2 separate regions of the Homo sapiens genome follow, and region 1 is linked to region 2. Evidence: chromatin contacts called from ENCODE Hi-C data. All regions are on one chromosome and are shown on one strand. The core of a region is the stretch at or near the end of the contact, and the rest is flanking DNA. Distances in the headings are between cores, read along the strand shown.

Region 1 (2,700 bases), core at 70-2,569, 620 kb before region 2:
AGAGTGGAGTTTCCTGAGTCTTGTCGAGCAATATGTAGTTGAGGCAAAGGTCATGCTCCCGGTGTTTTGTTTTAAATAATATTGACCCATTAATTCTAAACCTGCTTGTTCCTGAAATTATACAGGATTATAGTTTGCAAACTGCAGGACAATGAAGCAAATCAAGATGAATTACAGCCCTGGCCCTCCCTGCCATCCTCTGACATCTAAACAGGGAATGAGTTCGGTGTGAGTGTTTAAATGAACTTTAAGCACCCGATCCTTCTTTATCCGCGATTTTCAGCTTTAAAAAAATGTGAAATTTGATTTCATAACAAATAGAAACAAATACCACTTAGTCCCAGAGAATTCATCCTCATGGCGCTAGGAGGGTCGTTGTGGAGGTGGGGGGAGGGATGTGCTGAGATCTTTTGTTATGCTTGTCAACCCCCCGCACAACCAAAGTGGGCGAGAACAAACACCACGCTGGGGAACTTAGAGCAAAAAGTAACCGCCGATTTTCTGGAGCCGACAATATCATTGTTTTTTCGCCTTAGTTGCTTTCATCTGAATGAAACTTTACCTAGAAGCTTTTGGAGCTCGAACACTGAGTCTTTGTTCTGCAAGAAACTGCTGCTGCCACTTAAAGAGATCGCAGATAATGTCCCCGATTTAAGATCAGTGCTCAACGCACACTTTCTTTCTTTTTAAAGCTCTGCCTCCGACTTGCGGAGGGATCACGCAGCAGTGGGGGGCAGATAAAAGCCCTTTGGACGAGGGTCACCTCCCACCATGTTGTTCACTTGAGAGCAGTGGAGAGGAAAACGGTCCCCACGGGCGGACTTTGGCTTCTGGAGCCGCAGGGCCCAGCGGTCCCGGCCTCTCCGCCTCTCAGCCTGGTAGGGGGCGGGGAGGGCCAAAGGGCGGAGGGGAAGGAAGGAGCTAGAAGAGGGGATTTGGGGATGGGGGCTGGAAGCGCTAACGAGACCTGCCCGGAGGATTTAGGTCTCCTGCAGGTTGGTGAGTGATTTGGGAGCTCTGGGTAAAAGAGGTGTACCTCGGCCTAGTTTGGTTGCTGAACTAGAACAACGCGAGGACATCAATCAATCTGCAGGAAACAAAAAATGGAAGTCGAGGTTTAGGAAGAGTTGTCACTTCCCCGACTTGAGTGGTGCAGGCTGGGGGCGGAGACTTGGGACCTAAGAGAGGCCATTTCTCTCACCTCAGCTCCCTTCCCTTGGACTTCCAAAAGGAATAATTTTACTCTCTCCTCCGTTCTCCCCACAACTCTCATCCCCGCTAGCCCGCAGGCCGCCTGCCCCTTTCCGCACCTCCTTTTCCCATCCAGCGAGAGAAACCTAGCTCCCAGAGCCGGTGCAGTCAGTCCCCTCGCCCCTCCCGCCCCTGCACGGGTCCCCCTCTAGCCGTCGCTGCAACCACCACCTCGGTTCCACTCAACCGATTTTTGCTGCATGTCAACACTTATTACCGGTGAGTGTGAGGGTATTTTTTCTCCTTCTCTAGGTCTCTTAATGATTTCTGAGCTAGTTGTGTATTAAAGTGCTTAAAGGAACCTTTAACATAATCTATAGCATGAGCACCAACCTTCCCCGCTTGGGTTCAAAAATGGCGAGCTCGAGGTTGGGCCCGGAGGCGCCCAGGCCTCACTGGCCTCAGCGCACTGCCGCCGTGCTCCTTGAGCGCTCAGAGGTTCGCCAGGCCTGGGGCAGGAACCCCGCGCAGACGATCCGCCGTCTGGGGGCTTTCTCCCCGCCACCCCCTTCCATCCCTCACCTGTTACTAGCAGGCACCTTTTCTTCTCTCGGTATCTTTGGCCTATCCTCGGGTTTTGTTTTATTAAAAAAAAAAAAAAAAAGTAAACCTCTTTAAAAATTTCCAAGGCCCCAAAGTCTTCATTCCGCTAATACCGATTTCAGATTAGTGGAGACCTGGGAAAAGGTGTATACAGCCCATGATTGTCTCTCCTTCCTCCCAATTCCTAAATCTGAGTTTTAGTGTTTACGACTTGGTTAGAAATTTAATTTTTAAAAACATGTTGGAGAGCCTGGGCCGAGTAAGTAGTTTGATTAGAAGGCAAATTCTCTTCGCCTCCTTGCCCTGCTTTTTCCCTCACCCCCACCCCCTTTCTATTAGATGCTGAAGCCGGGGGGTGTAGGGGTGGGGGTTAGGAGTGTAACAAAAAAATTAATGGGACAATATAAACAGCGTCTTAAAAGTCCTAATATTCCTCGAAAGCCGTATAAATTAACCCTGTGAAGAGTGAGCCCTTTTAAGGCGAGTCTATAAAAATCCAGCGTGATCTCGAAGGAGGACGACCCTTCCCCCAATCCCTGTCGCGAATGTGACCAAACAAAGGTCTGTCCTGCAATCCACATCCTAATCCACGGATGCCCCCGCCGCCGTCGCCGGGACTCCCCAGCCTCCAGCCGCCCTTAGTGGACGGAGCTACCCTGGGAGTCCCTGGCTCCGCGACTTAACTTTTTTAGAGAGGGGGAAAAAAGGAGGGGGTGTAATTAGATCAGAGGCCTTTATGAATATAGACTCCCTATTGATTGATTTATAAACCCCCTGAGGAACTGCAGTTAATCTAAGCACACCGGGAAGCAAGAAACGTGGTTGACTGAAGAAGTCTGGAAGTAAACGAGAGGAATTTCTGGTAGCAGATTTTCAGAAGGAATTTTTTTAAAAATAGCTTTTCTT
Region 2 (2,719 bases), core at 100-2,599:
CTTCCAGCTCAACCCACCAAGTAGCTTGGACCACAGGCTTGCATCACTATGATTGGTTAGTTCTTGTTTGCTTGTTTGTTTTTAATTTTTTTTTTGTGGAGAACAGTGTTTCGCTATGTTGCCCAGGCTGTCTCAAACTCCTGGCCTCAAGTGATCCTCCTGCCTTGGCCTCCCAGAGTGTTGGGATTACAGGCATGAGCCACCACACCCAGCCCCATGCAGGTGTTCTAAGCTCCTGAGAGAGGCTGGAAGCTTTCTTCCTGCTTTGAAGGAAAGGAGACTTCCCAAAGTTGGAGATTAATAAACAACCTCTAGGCAAACATTTAAAAGTTCAGATCCTAAAGATTCATACTTAACTCTTTTGTATAGACATCCTGTCATTGACATACATATTATATCAAATACAACAGTTTTGCTTTTTATATAAGAATAAACTATATCAGAAAAGTCATCCTTTCTTTCCCAACTACCCACCATTTTTTCTTTCTCAGCTACTGCCACCCTAACATTTAGGGCCTCTCTTCCTCTCAATTTTACATTACTGCAAGAACAGCCTTACTCATTCCTGGATCCCATGTTTCCTCCGCGCCATGCCTAAACACCAGTGCCACATTATTCTCCCTCCAGCACAACGATGATAAACCCATCATTGCACCACTTTACTCAAATGCTGCCAGTGGCTCCCTGTTGCCTAGAACTTTGCTGTCCAACTTCCTAGCCTTCGCCATTTGAGAGTATTGAGTACCTGAAATGCATCTAGTTCATATTAAGAAGTGCTGTGAGTATAAAACACACATTAGAGTTTGAAGACTTAGTACCAAAATAAAAAAGAATATTAAATATCTCAATAATTTTTACACTGATATTAAAATGTTAATATTTTGGATATATTTGAATACATAAAATATTATTGCTAAAATTCATTTCACCTGTTTCATTTTACAGTTGTAATGTGGTTAGTAGAAACTTTGGGACAACACTGACTGTCTGACCCTCAGCCAGTTTCACTGGAGAAGTGAAACCTCAGTGACTAACCCTCAGATTTTAGTCTTCCGCAGAGGTAACCCAACCCATCTGTTACAGGCTGAAATGTGTCCCTGCCCCTCCAATTCATATGTTGAGCCCTAACTCCCAAAGTGACTGTATTTGAAGAAAGCATCTACCAAGAGGAAAGTAAGGTTACATGGGGTCATAAGGGTGGGGTCCTAATCCAATAGCATCGGTGTCCTTAAAAGAAGAGGAAGAAGAAAACAAAAGAGGAAGAGAAACTAGAGCGTTCTCTTGCTCTCTGTCTCCCTTTCTCTCTCTCTCCACATCAAAGAGGGAAGGCCATATGAGAACACAGTGAGCAGGTGGCCATCTGCAAGCCAGGAAGAGATCCTTCACCCAAAACCAAATCAGCCAGCACCTTGATCTAGGACTTCGAGCCTCCAGAACCATGAGAGGATATATTTCTGTTGCTTAGGCCATCCAGTCTAGGATATTTTGTTATGGCATACACTACCTTATCAGCCTTAGTTTCTGTTCTTCCCCTCATATAACCTAAACTTAGTGCTCAACTAGGCTACTCTCTACCCTTAATGGCAGTCATGTGATCTGTTCATGCCTGGACTCCTCCCATCCCTTCACATTTCTGCAAATGAAATTACTTATCCCCCATGCTCCTTCCAAAATGACACTTCCTCCCTGAAATCTTTCCCAATACCTCAAACAAATATTTCTCCCAGTTCTGAACTTTCATTGTGGTTTTTACTTCTCTTATGATGTGCACTCTTCTTCATCACTGATCACAGTTATATTTCTTTTAGGTCACGTTTTCCTTGCAATCAAAGACTACCTTCCTCATCCTGATATTTCTCAGGGTTTCCAGTACTGTGGCCTTATTCTTAATAGGGGCCAATTAAATATTTAACACATTGAATTGCTATCCCAGATGGCCCAAACTGACTCTTTTATGAGTTCCTGATATAATTTCAATAAACTATCACCTTGAGAGAAAGAGAGAGCTTTTCCAAAGCAAAGACAAAGAAGTATGCTTGACCAAGAAACTCAACTACTCTTAATAATAATAAGGATAAAATTTTACATAGCACTTTTTATGTGCCAGACAAGGTTCGAAGTATTATAACTACATATATATATGGGGCGGGGAGAGAGAGTAAGAGTGAGCTGGGGGAGAGAGAATAGAGGAGCAAGCCCACTGCTTTCATGGAGTTTGAGGACTCCGTGCCAACCATGCAGGCAGGGTGAGCACACCCCATTGCGTGCTCGATACTGGAAGGAGATGAGTTAGTAACAGTGTGAGAAACCAGAGCCTAACGAGTTTAAACATCCAAGAAGAGATACCTTCCTTTCTCTTCAAAGGAAATTAAATATGAAATCAGCTTGTCTAAATTATCTATGGGCCTGCTTAATTAGAGCAGTGACATTTTCCTGACTGACAGCCAAATATGTGCTTAAAAGAGTGTTTACAGATGTCTGTGGATTCCACAAAACTAATCCAATAAAGGTCTGATTTAAATCAACCAGATTCAAAAGATTGATAGTTATGATTGATATTTCATCTTTAACCTTAGCAAGTGGGAGAAAGCAGTATCATTTGAGCTTCTTATCAGTTTCTTAGGTTTTCAGAAGGAGGGAAAGAAAATACTGAAAGAGAAGTTTTAAAGCGCTGTAAAACTTCAGATAATCACTTCACCGTGCCTCAGACGGCTTCAGG

Evidence for each region. A loop is a pair of places that touch in the nucleus more often than their neighbours do. Pooled maps may share reads with other maps.
Region 1: a map with no recorded cell type shows a loop between it and region 2 (5-fold over the local background). The contact joins the promoter of PANCR here to the enhancer-like site in region 2. A Hi-C loop is called at or near these places in 1 of 168 maps with a recorded cell type or tissue (HCT116), 13 of 37 single-sample maps with no recorded cell type and 4 of 50 pooled maps.

Annotation. Positions count from the first base shown.
Region 1 is chr4:110,614,077-110,616,776 of GRCh38, reverse strand. It overlaps PANCR (PITX2 adjacent non-coding RNA), which reads left to right and starts at 1,319. Exons shown (of 2, transcript NR_147203.1): 1 at 1,319-1,470. RefSeq lists an enhancer at 58-716.
Region 2 is chr4:109,989,366-109,992,084 of GRCh38, reverse strand. All of the region lies in intron 18 of EGF (epidermal growth factor), which reads right to left. Among named protein-coding and RNA genes, the nearest start is that of EGF, 78 kb to the right of the region's middle. RefSeq lists an enhancer at 2,164-2,719. Within about 2 kb of position 1,349, at least 4 of the 41 ENCODE cell types and tissues checked have a DNase peak (open chromatin) inside an H3K27ac peak, as active enhancers do.